Linked DNA regions of Homo sapiens: region 1 is linked to region 2. A link is a loop called in an ENCODE intact Hi-C map of the cell type or tissue named here. Cell type or tissue: HepG2. All regions are shown on one strand.

Evidence for each region. Hi-C counts contacts between places; a loop is a spot of excess contacts. Peaks named below come from ENCODE experiments on the same cell type or tissue, not always from the same donor. Only the 100,000 strongest peaks of a DNase experiment are listed, where the experiment ranks them.
Region 1: it touches region 2 in a loop (5-fold over the local background); 4 of 110 quality-filtered maps call a loop at or near these places.

What each region holds. Positions count from the first base shown.
Region 1 is chr20:62,870,923-62,878,922 of GRCh38, forward strand. DIDO1 (death inducer-obliterator 1) reads right to left here. Exons shown (of 16, transcript NM_001193369.2): 16 at 6,821-8,000. It overlaps LOC105372717 (a long non-coding RNA gene), which reads left to right. Exons shown (of 4, transcript XR_936989.4): 2 at 3,851-3,999; 3 at 4,120-4,255; 4 at 5,865-8,000. It also overlaps the pseudogene ARF4P2. Among named protein-coding and RNA genes, the nearest start is that of SNORA117, 8.0 kb to the right of the region's middle. RefSeq lists enhancers at 4,412-5,066, 5,067-5,720. In HepG2, CTCF peaks have their summits at 1,541, 2,930 (motif pointing right), 3,633 and 4,719; DNase peaks (open chromatin) are centred at 1,459, 2,919, 3,409, 4,749 and 3 weaker places; H3K4me3 peaks cover 2,221 bases; H3K27me3 peaks cover 566 bases.
Region 2 is chr20:62,663,723-62,671,722 of GRCh38, forward strand. It overlaps SLCO4A1 (solute carrier organic anion transporter family member 4A1), which reads left to right. Exons shown (of 12, transcript NM_016354.4): 6 at 1,212-1,366; 7 at 2,658-2,853; 8 at 4,023-4,188; 9 at 4,290-4,462; 10 at 4,755-4,819; 11 at 5,208-5,356. It overlaps SLCO4A1-AS1 (SLCO4A1 antisense RNA 1), which reads right to left and starts at 2,899. Exons shown (of 4, transcript NR_024470.1): 1 at 2,663-2,899; 2 at 2,138-2,288; 3 at 1,202-1,775. RefSeq lists an enhancer at 7,661-8,000. In HepG2, CTCF peaks have their summits at 903, 3,239 (motif pointing left) and 4,965 (motif pointing right); DNase peaks (open chromatin) are centred at 75, 2,253, 3,499 and 4,959.

The DNA.
Region 1 (8,000 bases), 210 kb after region 2:
CCGTGATGTGGAGTGATCAAAGCTGGTTCTGGGTTTTCTGGAGCTGGATCTTTGATTGCCTTTGATTTAAAAGCATTGGTAACCGTTTCTCACGGGAAAGAGGCGCTGATAATTCATGCAAATGAGCATCAATGGGCAAAATTCAACCAAGTGCCTCTGGAACCAAGGCTGCCATTGAACATTCTAGTAAAAATGGGGTGGAGGCTTTTGCCCAAGTGCTCTGGATAATCTGGGAAAAGAAAATGGTGAGTCAGTGCTTTATTTTATTTATTTATTTATTTATTTATTTGTTTGTTTTTGAGGCGGAGTCTTGCTCTGTCACCCAGGCTGGAGTGCAGTGGTGCGATCTCGGCTCACTGCCACCTCTGCCTCCTGGGTTCAAACGATTCTCCTACCTCAGCCACCCAAGCAGCTGGGATTACAGGCACATGCCACGATGCCTGGCTATTTTTTGTATTTTTCTGGTAGAGACAGGGTTTCACCATGTTGGCCAGGCTGGTCTCGAGCTCCTGACCTCAAGTGATCTGCCTGCCTCGGCCTCCCAAAGTGCTGGGATTACAGGTGTGAATCACCGTGCCCAGCCGAATTTTTTTTTTCTTTTTTTTTCTTTTTAGATGGAGTCTCTGTCACCCAGGCTGGAGTACGGTGGCACGATGTTGGTTCACTGCAACGTCCGCCTCCTGGGTTCAAGCGATTCTTCTGCCTCAGCCTCCCGAGTAGCTGGGATTACAGGCACGTGCCACCATGCCCAGCTAATTTTTTTAGTAGAGACGGGGTTTGGGGTTTCACCATGTGAGCCAGGATGGTCTCGATCTCCTGACCTCATGATCCCCCCGCCTCGGCCTCCCAAAATGCTGGGATTACAGGCATGAGCCACCGTGCACGGCCTTTTTTTTTTTTTTTTTTTAAATAGAGGCAAGGTTCACCATGTTGCCCAGCCTTGTCTCCAACAAGCTCAAGGGATTCACCTCCTCACAGACAGTGCTCCCACAGGCGTGAGCCACCACGCCCCACCTTATTTATTTTTATGTATCTTAACTTCCAAGGTGGATTTATTTAAAGGTTTTACAATAACTATGTCCAGGCTTTAGGCTCATGGGAAGTAAATGAGGACACCTTTTTCCCAAGAAGAATTTCTTTAAAACCAAGCACATTGCTAAATAACAACATTATATTTGGCAAACAATAATTGGCAACAAAATAAGTTTATTATTCTGCCCAAGCCAGTCCCAGATGCTGTTTCTTAACCAAGATACAAACAAATTTTGCTGTAGCAAGTCTAGACCAATTTTATCAAACATGTCTTTGGTTAGATGTCTAGTTTCATTTAACGTTTTGAAAACTCATTTGACAGCCAGTCAAGTCCCTCATCTACACCAGCTCCGTGTTGCACAAGTGGCTTGAACATACCATGTCCTGTTAGGAAGAGACTGAAGAGCTGGCTGGCTCATCTGTCGTCACACTGATGGCCCGAGCGCTGGGCAAACCCTGTTTGTTTGCAGAGAGCAGTGGCGCTGCGTCTCCACACTCACCGGCCAGAAGCCTTTTCTGCAGCGCGTCCGCCACTTCCCGAATTCTTTCATGATCGTTGCTATCTACCAGCAAAAGAAAACCCTGGGTATTCTGGAAGTAATGCTTCCAGAGAAGCCTAATTACATCTTGACCATGAACATCCCACACCATGAAACAAGTGTTCTCTTTTTGAGTCAGAGTCTCGCTCTGTCATCCAGGCTGGAGTGCAATGGCGCAATCTCAGCTCACTACAACTTCCACCTCCCGGGTTCAAGCAATTCTCCTGCCTCGGCCTCCCGAGTAGCTGGGATTACAGGAGCCCACCACTATGCCTGGCTAATTTTTGTATATTTAGTAGAGACAGGGTTCCACCATATTGGCCAGGCTGGTCTTGAACTCCTGACCTTGTGATCTGCCTGCCTCGGCCTCCCAAAGTGCTGGGATTATAGGCATGAGCTACCGTGCCTGGCCCAAAACAAGTGTTCTTATATTCTACTCTTTCCATGTTAAAACCAATGGCAGGAACTGTGGTGAGTACCTCCCCTAACTTCAGTTTATACACAATGTATAGGCAGCATCCAATCGAACCGTCCAAATGTGCATCTGCTTCTTGCTGAAGAGGCGGGAGAAGAGAGAGGAGATGGCGGGGACCATGGGTTCGTGGCACTTGTGATGGGCAGAAGCAGAGGGGCTTGGGGGGCCCTGTGCTTTCTTCTTTCATGCTTCCAGGCAAATTGAACAAGGGGGAAGAGAAAGAACTGAGGAAGAAAGAGGGAGGCAGGGACATCTCACTGGCCCATGTGCTGGTGAAGCTGTAGACAGGAATTAGCAGGACGAGGACCTGCTGGTGATGGACACAGCAGCTCCAGCTCTCGATGCTTTAAATGCCTGGCTTGGAGTCTGAAAAAGGAACCTGAAAGCCTCTATGACTGCCTTAAAGTAAGTCCTTATCTCCTGTAGCCATGGGGCTGAGATTTCTGCAAAGCAAACCTGAAGCCTAGTCTCCTGGATGATTTAATTACAGCCTAAACTGCAGTTTCGACTTTGCAGTGCCTCTTTTGTTAAAGTTAGGGAAGTTGGGAAAGAATGGGAACCTGACGTTGCAATGGGGGCATGTGGGCGGCAAGCCACCCAGGTGCCGAGGCAAGAGACCGAGGGCACGAGCTGTTCCAGTGTAATAAAATATATAAAACAACAAGAGTTATACCAGATACAGATCATAGACATGATTATATATGAATATCTTTCATCATTAGTTTGTAGCAATTACTCTTTATAATGCTTGCTCTATAATCATAATCTAGGAAAAACCAGGCCATACAGAGACAGGAGCTGAGGGGACATGGTGAGAAGTGACCAGAAGACAAGAGTGTGAACCTTCTGTTACGCCCGGACAGGGCCACCAGAGGGCTCCTTGGTCTAGCGGTGACGCCAGCGTCTGGGAAGACGCCCGTTGCCAGACGGACCGTGGTCTAGCGGTAGCCTCAGTGTCACGGAAAAACACCCGCTACTTAGCAGACGGGGAAAGGGAGTCTCCCTTTCCCCGGGGGAGTTTAGAGAAGACTCTACTCCTCCACCTCTTGCGGAGGGCCTGACATCAGTCAGGCCCGCCCGCAGTTATCCGGAGGCCTAACCGTCTCCCTGTGATGCTGTGCTTCAGTGGTCACGCTCCTAGTCCGCCTTCATGTTCCATCCTGTGCACCTGGCTCTGCCTTCTAGATAGCAGCAGCAAATTAGTGAAAGTACTGAAAGTCTCTGATAAGCAGAAATAATGGCGTAAGCGGTCTCTGTCTCTCCCTCTCTGTCTCTGCCTTGGCTGCCAGGCAGGGGAGGGCCCCCTGTCCAGTGGACACGTGACCCACGTGACCTTACCTATCACTGGAGATGACTCACACTCCTTACCCTGCCCCTTTTGCTTTGTATCCAATAAATAACAATGCAGCCAGACATTCGGAGCCACTACCGGTCTCTGCGCATTGGTGGTAGTGGTTCCCCGGGCCCAGCTGTCTTTTCTTTTATCTCTTTGTCTTGTGTCTTTATTTTTACACTCTCTCGTCACCACACACAGGGAGAAGCCCACCGACCCTGTGGGGCTGGTCCCTACAGGGGCATGTGGGAAGATCCCAGTGAAGCTGAGGACCACGAGCCCTGCAAGTCCATTGGGATCTGCCGGTGAACTCCGCAGGTCGTCTTTGAAGGCACATGTGGCTCTTCTGCCACTGCCTGGGGAGCTGAGACCCCTTTGCCCAAAGACCCTCAAGTGCCTTCCCTAGGGAGCTGCCCTGTAAGGTGCCGCCGTCCTGCCCGGGACTCACCACCACCTCTGTGTTCCTTCTAGACCTAGATCCAGACTGGAGTTCCAGCAGGCCCCAAAAGAGAAAGTGTGAGGTGTGGCCTACAAATATGTTTCCCTACGAAAACCTGCGGAAAATGTGTGGAAATCGATGTTGAGAGTGCGGGATCTGGGTGGGAGGAATATAAGCTTGCGTAAGTGGACAGGGACTCAGATACGAGATTCTGGATTTGATGCGTTGGAGGGAACGGCTGGGAGTGACCCACCCCCCACCCCCATTTTCTTCATCAGTCACCGAAACTTTCGCCCCACAGGTAGCTGACCCTAAATTCAGTGAAATCCAGAACTTTCCTGGCACACTGGAGAGGACGGCAGAACGCTGGGATGGATTTATCGTGCAAGACCAGCTTGATGTCCTTAGGGCTTGGAGGTCACCCCTTCACGAGGATTGTGAGGAGTGAATTCATCGGGGAGCCCCGCACCCTCACCTGCACCCTCACCCCCACCCCCACCCCCACCCCCACCCCCACCCGCACCCCCACCCCCACCCTCCCCCCCACCCGCACCCGCACCCCCACCCTCACCCGCACCCCCACCCTCACCCCCACCCTCACCCCCACCCTCACCCCCACCCCCACCCTCACCCGCACCCCCACTCGCACCCGCACCCCCACCCTCACCCGCACCCCCACCCTCACCCCCACCCTCACCCCCACCCTCACCCCCACCCCCACCCTCACCCGCACCCTCACTCGCACCGCACCCTCACTGGCACCCTCACCCACACCGCACCCACACCCACATCGGGGAAGAGCTCCATGATCATTCTTTTCTGTAGGCGAAAAACTGCGGCGGGAACTGCTGCCATGCAGCTGGGCTCCCAATGCAGTGGGGATGGTGGCGCTCTGGGCTGGCGGGAGCTATCCTGCCGGACGTGATTCCCAGCACAGCCGTGAGCGGCAGCAGAGGCGCAGTCATCTGACCCACATAGTTCCTGCGTTGCCTGATGGGCGCAGCTTCCCTAGAACTGAAAAAAAAGGACATCCTGCCAAAGGCGTCCCCGTTCTGTGCTGGCAGAAAGGCTGTAGGTCCGAGAGCAGGAGTCCTGCGCTCTGACTGGAAGCCCCAACACAGAGTCCGGGGCCCTCGGCCAAGTTCCAGACTCTGGACAGACCCAGGCCCCTGGAATGAAGGACAGACTGAGTCTCCGAGAGGAAGGGGCCCTGCTAAATGCCAAAAACATGCAGCTAATCTTCCCACCGCCCCTTCCCAAAGGAATCTTCCTCTGTTTATCAGGAGTCTGTGCAACGGGAATGGGAAATAATCAGGCCTTTTAGGAATTACTAGACCCTGGAGCTGAAAGGACATTCATTTCAGGAGGCCCAGATGCCAGGCAGAGCTGTGGTTTATGGAGGCGGACGACGGAGTTGGTTCAGGTTTTCCTCTGAGGAGGCCCAGTGAGCCTCCCGGCCTCCTGTGGAACAGACATACTCAGCCAATGGCAGGGTCCCCACATGGTCCCCTGAGCCCTGGAGTGAGGTCGGCTGGGAGCAGCAGAGCAGCCGGAGGAGGAGGAGCAAACCCCAGGCCACAGCGTGCTCCTGGAGGGACCCCGATTTTGTCAAAATTTAGATGCAGAGAGAAAAAGATTAAGGAAAATACCAAATTAACGACAGCAGTGACTGCTGGGTGTGACGTTTTGGGCAGGCTTGGTTCTTCTCCCTTTTGCTAGGTGTCCCACAGGAAGACGGACCCAGCATGTGGGGACCTGCACCCAGCCAGTCTCGCCCTGGCTCAGCCTGTTCACTGGCGCTGCCCTGCCACTGAGGGCTGAGGTCACTGTCCGTCTGGGCATGTCTCATGTGGTCTTTCCTTTTCTCCCCTTCTGGTTAGGCCCCCTGAGCTCAGCCACAGCCACGATCCCCACTGCCGCCTCCTCCCTGGGACTCGCTGATGCCTGGTGTGGGGAGGGTGCTGGCTGCTTTGGGTGTTACCCCCCGTTGGAGGCCCCCGTGCCGAGTTCTCGAGTGAGATGGCTCTTTCCATTTTCCCCCGACAGCTGCCTCGGCCTCTGTGCTAGAACAGGGAGCTACAGCTCAGTGACCCTGTGGTGCCTTGTGGGCCTGTGGGTGCCAGGGCTCCGGGGCCTGGGCCTTTTCCTGCTTGGTGTGGCTGACCGGGACGCGGCCGACCCCAGGGGCATACTGGAGCTAGGTCTTCCTCGCCATGTTTCCACAGTGAGCCCTTTGGCTGCACAGGTCACGGTCTGGAGCTGTTGGAGGAGGCTGCTCAGAGCTGTTGCTGCCCCACCAGACACTTGGCCAAGGGGCCTGCACCGGTCTGCGCGGGAACGTCCCACCGGCGTCTGCTCATGGCTGGGCTGTGGACCCATACGCTTGTTCGGAAGCCAAGCTCTGGCCCACAGGCGACCAGAGGAAGCTCGCAGGCCAGGCGCCAGCTCCCCGAGCCTGTCCCTGCAGCCGCGCTGTGTGCAGGCACGTGGGCCACCGCGTCTCCTCCACTGGCACTGCTGGGTCTGGGCCGCCAAGCCCACCTGCCCACCTGCATCCTCAGCAGCAGCACGCCCCGCAGTCGGCGGGTGCACACTCTGCTGCAGCCTGGATGGGCTGGGGCCTCGGGGCTCACTCCCCAACCATGAGACTCCTTCACCGCAGTTGAGGCTGTTGCAGTGGTCTCGGGCTCCCACTCAGCCCCAGGAGAGGGTCTGAAGGGGGTGAGTCCCTCCTCCCGACCTTCCTGCCCATCGTCTCCAGAGCTGGATGGTGCTGGGTCCCCACAGGGAGCGAGACAGCTGCCCCGTGACGGAAGGATGTGGGGACCCGCACCCGGCCGGTCTCACCCTGGGCTCAGCATGAGTTCAGGGAGGGGTCCAAAGGGCACTCCTGCCCACGCCCAGGCAAACCAGCAACAAGAAACTGGGTGGCCAGGGCGTCCGTGCACGACCCCAAACTTCTCCGCGTTAGAAAAAGGCTGATGAAGACCCGAGACAGAAACTTCCTGTAGCTGTTTATTCTACTGCGAGTAACAAAACCTAGGTCGTTCCATGTTCTCATGTACAGTGATATAAGCCTCCGCAATATAAAATACAATGTACAGGAATCTCTATCAAGTAAACTAAAGAAACACACTTGATTTTTACATTTGTGTATTTAAATTAGAAAAATTTGCTTTATATGTTAAACAAACAAAACCTTCTCATCGTACTAGATGTTGGAACGTGACACCTACTTTAATGTAATTTAACCTATGGACACTTGGCTTTCAACACCAAACATCTCAAACTGATACATTCTCAATGTTTTCTTAACTTAAAAAATCTGTGCTATAAAGTGAAAAATCTGTAGTGACGTACAATGGAATAACAGACTCCAAAGAACAAGTGAAGTTCTTTAATTTTACATCTGTAAAAGTTTATGAAAATATAAAAAATTATCAAAGTGTATTTGTACAAATAAATTAGCCAGATTTTTTTACTTCACACTTCAGAAGTACTCGAAAAATACACGACAAGCAAGAGACTGTTTCACAGTGAACAGCTTCCTGTCTCATTTGCAGTTCTTGAGCTAGTGATCACTAGTTCCCGTCTCAGACTTTACACAAGTCTTGTTCCACGTTCAAGGACAAACTTTTACATGTATCGTCTGACAAATACCAGTTTGGGGCCGAGCGTACTTTTCCCGGGATACAGAAGAACTGCTCAGAAGGCGAAACTGGACCAACAAAACTCCTGATTATTCAAATCAAGGACTCCTCCCTGCCCCCAAAGTACACTTAATTGGTTTGTTACTTTTTTTAGGCTGGTAAAACTTAACATTTTTCAATAAATTGTTATTTAAAATGCAACAATTATACTAGGACAGATGTTGCTTTAAATCATGTTTTGGAAAAAATTGATAAGGTGATATATAAAATCTGAGCACGCTAAGAAATGTGTTTCTGTTTCCCAGTTGAAAATTGTAATTCCAATTTTATGACAAAAGAAAGATGCATTTGTAAGGTTTGTGTTTCTCAAGACTCCAGATACAAGCTACTAAGACTTCTCCCGTAGCCGCAGGGTGGACGCCTGCAGGTCACGCCCACACCGGCCTCCGGGGCGGCGGCTAAGACCTGTAAAAGCAGCTTTTGGAAACACAAACGGATGAGATGTCAGTGAAGGTATGGCTCTAGGGTCCAA
Region 2 (8,000 bases):
TGAACAGGATGCAGGCAGCTGTGAGCTGGGATGAATGTGAGCTTTGCCCAGTCTGGGTGATCTGTGTACCCCAGAGAGAGCCGAGCCTCTCTTTGCAGAGGCGGTTTCCCTTCTGTCTGCCTCGATCACTGCACTGGCTGGGAGGGCTTTGCGTGGTTTACACCATGCAACACGTTTTCCATCTCAGCATCTTATGCGCTTAAGCAGCGGTTGGGCGTTAGCCCTGCTCAGGCCTCCAATGCTAACAAAAACAGGGAGAGCCTCCATTCACCCCCCAGGGCCTCGTGTGCAGGGACAGGCAGCCCCGACGCACTGCTGTCGGCCACCTCCTGGGTTAGAAACTGCAAGGCCTGATGTGGGGCCTTCCCAGCTTCCAGGGGGCTATGTCCTTATCCTGAGACCCCACAGCCAGGACCGCAACAGGCAGATGTGGAGGCTGAGGCTGAGCCCTCAGGGCCAGACGGCTCAGAGTTCCCACAGTTCCCCCCAGGGCTCCAGGCCCATGCACCAAGGACTCGCCCCAGTTGAGGCCTCACCACCCCCAGGGCCACTGGCCCCCAAGTGCAAACCAAGCTAGCCAGGTCCGTCTACCCAGGGGCTTCTTGCATGGAGGGTTCGAATCCCAGTGGCTTCCTGCCCCACTTCTCCCAGGGGCTGGCGGTTGGGGACTGGCCACAGTCCCCATTCCCGTGATTCCATTCCCCTATCCCAGGGCCTGTCCGGTCCTGGACTTGGTGGCCTCTGCCTGCCCCAGCCAGTTCCCTTTTTCAGGCCCTGCTGCTGGCCAGTGACGGAACAGGGTCCTGGGTCACTTGGGGTCTCTCCCCACCTGAGCTGAAGCTCTGGCCAAGGCACTGATAAGGTTTTTCCCTAATCAGGGACTGCAGCTTTCAGGACAAGTGGGCCACAGGCATAGGCTCAGCCTGGCGCCCCCTGGGTTTCTCTGGAATAAGTGTGGGTGTCCCCCACCTGCCTGCACCCCACTCTACTCCCTGTCGGAACAGGGGCCCTTTGTAATCAGACCGGGGAGCTGACAGCCTCAGGAACAGCAGGTTCCTCCCACCCTGGGTCTGGCCCACTCTGACCCTCAGTCTCTTCTCCACACCCCGACCTCTGCCCACCACTCTGACCCTCAGTCTCTTCTCCACACCCCGACCTCTGCCCACCACTCTGACCCTCAGTCTCTTCTCCACACCCCCACCTCTGCCCAGCTCCATCTGGCTCCTGCTGAAGAACCCCACGTTCATCCTGCTCTGCCTGGCCGGGGCCACCGAGGCCACTCTCATCACCGGCATGTCCACGTTCAGCCCCAAGTTCTTGGAGTCCCAGTTCAGCCTGAGTGCCTCAGAAGCTGCCACCTTGTTTGGTGAGAAAACTGAATCTTGGGGGTCCTCTGCTTTTATGTCAGTTCTCAGAAACAGAGTCTTCAAGGGCATCTTCTAGAAAGACCCAGACAGGGCACATGGCAGTGAGTGCCCTCCCACCCCCGCTGCCAGAGCAGGTGTGGAGAGCGCCACGGGGGCTGAGCGACTCTGTCCACAGGCCGGGAGAGTGGTGGTCCTGCCCTCTTTGTGGGACATGCTCCGTAGGTGGAAGGGTCCACGGTGGGCTCCACCCCCTAGCCACCTAGTCTTGGCTTCTGTGACTTGGTGCAGGAAGGGTTTGGACCTGGCTGTTCCATGAGCCAGGCACTGGTGCCTCAGGACCTCCTGGAACAGTGCAGCTGGGGGTTTCTCGGTGCCAGAGGCAGGCTGGCCTTCCCAGGCTGGGCAGGTCTGCAGAAAGTGGGGACCCCTCCTCAGAGCTGCTCCTCCTGCCAGCGTTCACAGAGTACCCTGGGCCATGGCAGAGGTGCCAGGCATGTGGGCCACCACCGCCAATCTACCGCGCTCTACCCTTCCAGGGTCCACTATCTGGACAGGAAGAGGGCATCAGATGAGGGCTCCCCTCCCTCCCCCACAGGCCCATCCTGGCCTGGCCCCTCTGGGCTGACCTCACAAGCCCACATTCCCACACTCAACAGCCCCCCAGAGGTCAGCTCTACTGCCCCTTGGAGAGCCTCCCCACCTGTCCCCCCAAATCTGTCCCCTCCCCACCTGTCCCCCCAAACCTGTCCCCTCTCCACCTGTCCCCTCACCTGTGCCCTCCTCACTTGTCAGCCCAGAAGCTAGATGCCAGCTAATCGCAATTTTTTACTGTTGGTGGCCACTCAGGCTTCGACAAATGTCCTTGTCACAGCCTGCAGGGACTCGGCAGAGGCCCCTGGGGGAGGAGGGGGTGTGGCTGCCCTGGAGGGGGGTCAGTGGAGGAGTCATTGGCTTCCCACTGGGGCAGGGGCCGCTGACCTTGGAGCACTCTGGGCTCTCCTCCTCCCCCCGCCCCGCCCCGCCCCCCCGCTCCCCCTTCCCCTTCCCCTTCCCCTTCCCCTTCCCCTCTGAGGCATCCCCGCTGTGGGCTCTGGACAGAGGTCCCTCCTAGGGCTCTATCAGCGCAACAGCTAAGCACTCAGGTGTGGTGTTGAGTGCTGCCATGCAGGCAGGAATTGATCCCTCTATGCCTCAGTTTCCCCACCTGTAAAGTGGACCCGGCTGATCCACCACCCTCTCCCACCACGGCCCCCTGCCTGAGTCCCTGGCTGAATCCCTCCCTCTCCCCAGGGTACCTGGTGGTGCCAGCGGGTGGTGGCGGCACCTTCCTGGGCGGCTTCTTTGTGAACAAGCTCAGGCTCCGGGGCTCCGCGGTCATCAAGTTCTGCCTGTTCTGCACCGTTGTCAGCCTGCTGGGCATCCTCGTCTTCTCACTGCACTGCCCCAGTGTGCCCATGGCGGGCGTCACAGCCAGCTACGGCGGGAGGTGAGGGCCAGATGGCACCTGGGTACGCGTCGGGGCCCCAAGCACCCGCGGTCCCTGGGCATGGAGGAGGAGTGGTGCAGCACTTGGGAGAGGTGGTTTTGAAAAGGGCTACGTCACAGGACAGCGGCAAGGGCAACACCCGCTCAGCAGGGCACCCGGCAGCATCCACGTGAAAAGGCACCATGCCAGCCCCCAGCAGTGCCTGCGCTTGGGTCCCGGCTGTGCCCCCGGGCAGTCATATGCCTCTCTGGGCCTCAGCACTCTGCTCTGTAGCTGTGTCAAATGGAACAACAGCCCTAGTGTTCGGGGTCCTTGAGGCTGGTCTCTCGGTGACATAAAAAGTGTCCCAGGATGTGCTCCTGGAGTTGCCATGTGCTGGGAGTGGGAGGGACACCTGCTGGTCAGGTGGCAATTAGGGAATATCCAAAATACACGTAGGTAGCCTGCACCTCGGCCCTGCCCTGCGGGCCCCGGGAGTGCACCTGCAGGTGCCGTGCAAGGCCGAGAAGCACAAAGCAGCCGTTGTGGCATTATCGGAACCTAAGAGTCATCAGGGTGGACGGGGTCACTACGCTGTCCTCACAACAGAGGCCCTGCCCACAAAGGAGTGGAGGAAGCTCATCCTGGGCCACTGCCAAGACATACTGTGAAGTGGGAAAAAGGAAGGAGTTGGACAATGGGCGCAGTGTGCTCTGATTCAAGTGAGAAGTGCAGATGTTTGTGACTGCCGAGGGGCGTGTACGTGCAGACGACCCCTGCAAATGCACAGCCGGCCTGTGGCTGGAGAACCGAGGACTGGGGTGGGGCTGGGGCCACGAGGCTGCCTTTGTGTACTTGGCGCTTTTTCTTTCCTAATGTTTGTATTTGATCCATATGAATGTGTTGCCTGTCCAAAAACAAATGAACTAGGGAAAGGGGCTGTGCATCAGGCGGACGGTGCTGGGGGGCATGGGTGTGCCTTCCTTGCGTGAGGAGGAAAAACCATTCTATCACCAGAAGGCAGTGCCCAGTGTGAGTGCCCAGCGTGCTGGGGGCGGTGCAAGCTTGGCAAGTTTGTAGACCCGAAATGCAGGCTGCATGGGGACGAGCCCCATGGCTGACCCTGTGCCTGCTGGGCGCCAGCATGGCTCTGGCCTGGACCCTACCACTCGCTTGTCCCCCCTCTGCAGCCTCCTGCCCGAAGGCCACCTGAACCTAACGGCTCCCTGCAACGCTGCCTGCAGCTGCCAGCCAGAACACTACAGCCCTGTGTGCGGCTCGGACGGCCTCATGTACTTCTCACTGTGCCACGCAGGGTGCCCTGCAGCCACGGAGACGAATGTGGACGGCCAGAAGGTGAGTGGAGCCGCTGCCTACCGCCCCTGTCCTCCCCTGGACCCTGGGAAGGGGCCCCCGTGCCTTCCCCTTGTAATCGGAGCTATTGTTGGGCTTCCCAGGTGTACCGAGACTGTAGCTGTATCCCTCAGAATCTTTCCTCTGGTTTTGGCCATGCCACTGCAGGGAAATGCACTTCAACTTGTCAGAGAAAGCCCCTCCTTCTGGTTTTCATATTCGTTGTAATTTTCTTTACATTCCTCAGCAGCATTCCTGCACTAACGGCAACTCTACGGTAAGCTGGGGTCGGGTGTGCGCTTGTCCAGAGCTTTCCTTGCAGCACCCTGAGGCGGAGCTCTGCAGATCCTGAGACAGGAGCACTCCAGGAAACACCCAGGTCTAAGCGGGCCTGTCTGTCACTGGTGGCAGGAGAGACCTCACTGTCTCTGATCTCTGACGAGGGGCTTCCCACTTGGGGGGGGGTGATGATGTGGCTGGGGACTGGTCCAGGAGGCCACTGGCCTAGGGGGTGACTTGGCATGCAACCCCACTTCTGTGGGTGCTGACGCTGTGGTTTTCTATTGCAGATGTGTCCGTGACCCTCAGAGATCCTTTGCCCTGGGAATCCAGTGGATTGTAGTTAGAATACTAGGTACTGTGCAGTGTGAGGAAGCCATGGTCAGTTGCACAGTGTGCTCACTGCACAAGGGCATGGGCAAGTGTCTAACCACCAAGGGGATGTGCTTCCCAGCAGGAGGCTGTTCCCGCCTGGGAAGGGGTCCATTCCCTAACTGTCCACTAGAGGGGCCCATCGTCATTTATTTGCCCAAAGGCTTTCCCTGGGAGATCATGGGAAACTCGCAGCCCCAATGCCGAATGCCCAAAGAAAGGAACGTTTAAGCCCTCTTTGCACCCCCTGAGAACTCCAACGGCCAGTATCACCTTCCCAGAGCCCATCATTCCAGGCCTCTTGGCTGCCTGCCCCCTGCCTAGCCCCTACCCACCAGGAGTGTGGGTGCTGAGTGGGCTTCTCTCCGCAGGGGGCATCCCGGGGCCCATCGCCTTCGGCTGGGTGATCGACAAGGCCTGTCTGCTGTGGCAGGACCAGTGTGGCCAGCAGGGCTCCTGCTTGGTGTACCAGAATTCGGCCATGAGCCGCTACATACTCATCATGGGGCTCCTGTACAAGGTAAGCAGGCCCAGGGAGGGGACAGAGGGTCTGCTCTGAGGGTGGCTGGGGGCTCCGAACATGCCGCGATCTTCCAGCAGCTTGGACCACAGCCTAGTACATCACAGATGTTCCTGCAGCCAGTTTGTAGAAGGCCCTTCCCACATTCCTCATGAGTTGGTTGTGGGGAGAGGCAGGTGGGCTGCAGGGCCTCCTCCTGGGGTTCACTGTCCAGGCCCCCAGCAGCTCCAGCAAAGCCCAGGCCCAGGCCCTGCTCCCTCTCCCACCTCCTGGGACTGCCCCTCCACAGTGTGGTCTTGCACGTACCCGGGATGCCCGTTAACTAAAAGCTTTGCAGAAATAAGAAGTGGCTGCTCCTGTTAGAGCGGCTTGACTAGCTGGTCCACTCCGGGCCTCAGTCTGGGGGGCTGGCGGGCAGGTTGCAGCCTCTCCGTGATCAGTGCGCCTTGGATTCCATTGGATCTCTTAGTCTGGCCCTCATTTTTCAAGCTAACAGAAACTTTCTGTTGTGACTTTTGGCGTATGCTACCTGGGAGGAAACGCAGTATTTGTGTTTGGAATTTGCCCCCATTAGACGATAAAGCACAAAGCCTTCTAAATAAAATGCGGTCCCACGGCCAGCTGTTCAGAGGATCTTGACGCTCTTCCTTGGGTGACGGACCCAGGAGAGTTCATCCTGCAGGAACCCGTGGCCTCAGGCTTTCCAGGAGGGAGGTTAGAGAAAGGGAAGGAGCCCAGCTGGTTCACCTCCCCTCGGATTAGCAGAAAAGAGGCGAGTCTGAGCAGGGCCTTGTGTGGCTCTGGAGAGAAGCAGTGGGTTAAGGAGACATACACCTCGGTTTCCCCCTCATCTGAGGTTTCACTTTCCACAGTTTCAGTTACCAGAGGTCCACCACAGTCTGAATGTATTAAATAGGAAATTCCAGAAGCAAACAGTTCATAACCTTTAAAGCACGCGCCGTTCTGCACAGTCTGGTGAGATCTTGATCTGTCCTGCCCAGGACTCGGATTCTCCCTTTGTCCAACTTTGGAAGAAGGCAAGGTCAGAACTTATTCTGCAGGGAGCTTTGGGGATATTGGATACTAAGGCCCAAGCCCTCTGTGATACGCCTTTCGCTTTGGCATAAAATAACGGTTGACTCTCTGTTAGGCGCGTCTCTGCTCAGGGAGTGGTGGTGTTTGGGGAAGCCCAAAGGCACATGAGCATCAGGAAATTGACCATTTGACTTCATAAGACATAACCTTTGTCCAGCGTGTCCAGGCTATTCATGCCACCACCTGTTGATCACTTAGCAGCCGGTGTGGTTCCCACATCCCCCATCACCATATCACAGTGCCATGTTCAAGCCACTCTTATTTACCTAATCATGGCCCCAAAGCACCGGAGCACTCACGCCGCCGTTCAGCTCTGCCAATGGGAAGCCGGAGGCGCCTCCTTCAGCGAGAAGGTGTAGTTCCTTGGCTGGGCTTAGTACTACCCTTAGACTCACGCGTCCACAGGGGTCTCAGTGTCTGCGGATGAGGGGGCTGCTGTACTTTCCCAGGGAGCCGTCCCCAGACTCTCTCTTTGCTGTGTTGGATGCATCCCTTAGCTGGGAGCAGCAGGCTGAGAGCCCTCCACACGCAGCCATCCCCTGGGCTCAGCACAGCCAGCGGGAGCCGTATCCAGAGGGTCAGAGTTGGCCTCAGCAGCGCATGCGTCCATGTTAATTGTAGCGGGGGAGCACACGGTGTCTCCTTATAAACACCCTCGCATTCCACTTTGTCCTGCACCGAGTCAAAACAGCCTCACTCCCTGAATGCAGGCTCAGGGCCATCAGCCAGGCTGACACTCCAGGAGGCACAGTGGGTGTTTCTGGTCCACGCCCAGCGTGGAAATCATAGTGGTGCACATGTACTCTGCGTGGGCATTGCGGCAGCATCCGTGCTTGGACCTCACCGCCTTTGGGGCCCACGTGGGATTCCTGCCACATCGTCCTCTTGCCCTGCAAAGTCGGTGCAGCCCCTCATTGTTGACAAAGAAACCAAGACCCTGAAGGTTCAGAACTGCCCATGATGGTGGCACCGGGGCTTGAACCCCGGCTGTGGTGGTGACCGGCGACTGGCTCTGTGTGAGGTTCCTGTGGCCGCCACGACAAAGGACCGCAAGCGGGGTGGCCTGATGTAGCAGAACCAGATTCGCTTGCAGGTGGGGGCAGGGCGGGCTCCTTCCGCCGCTCTGGCTCTCTGCAGCTGCATGTGGCCTTTCCCTCTGTCCCTGCCTCAAGTCTTCCTCTCCTTTCTCTCATGAGGACACCAGTCATTGGATTTGGGGCCCACCTTAGATCCAGGATGGTCTCATCTCAAATCCTTAATTACATCTGCAAAGACCCTATTTCCAAAAAAGGTCCCATTCACTGGTGTCTGGCACTGTTCAACCCATGACAAGCCCCTCAGTCCTGTGCCTCTGTTTTTAGTCAAAGGGTGTGTTTCATTCCCTCTTTAACAATATTGGCGTCTGCTCTACAAACCGGTTATATGGGAAAGATACCCTCTCAGAGCAGGATGGGTTTCCGTGGACCTGGTGAGGGTGCTGCAGGCTGGGGCAGGGACAGGACTGGGACAGGCCCACCAGTATCCAAAGGCTCTGGCCGAGCTCCCCACG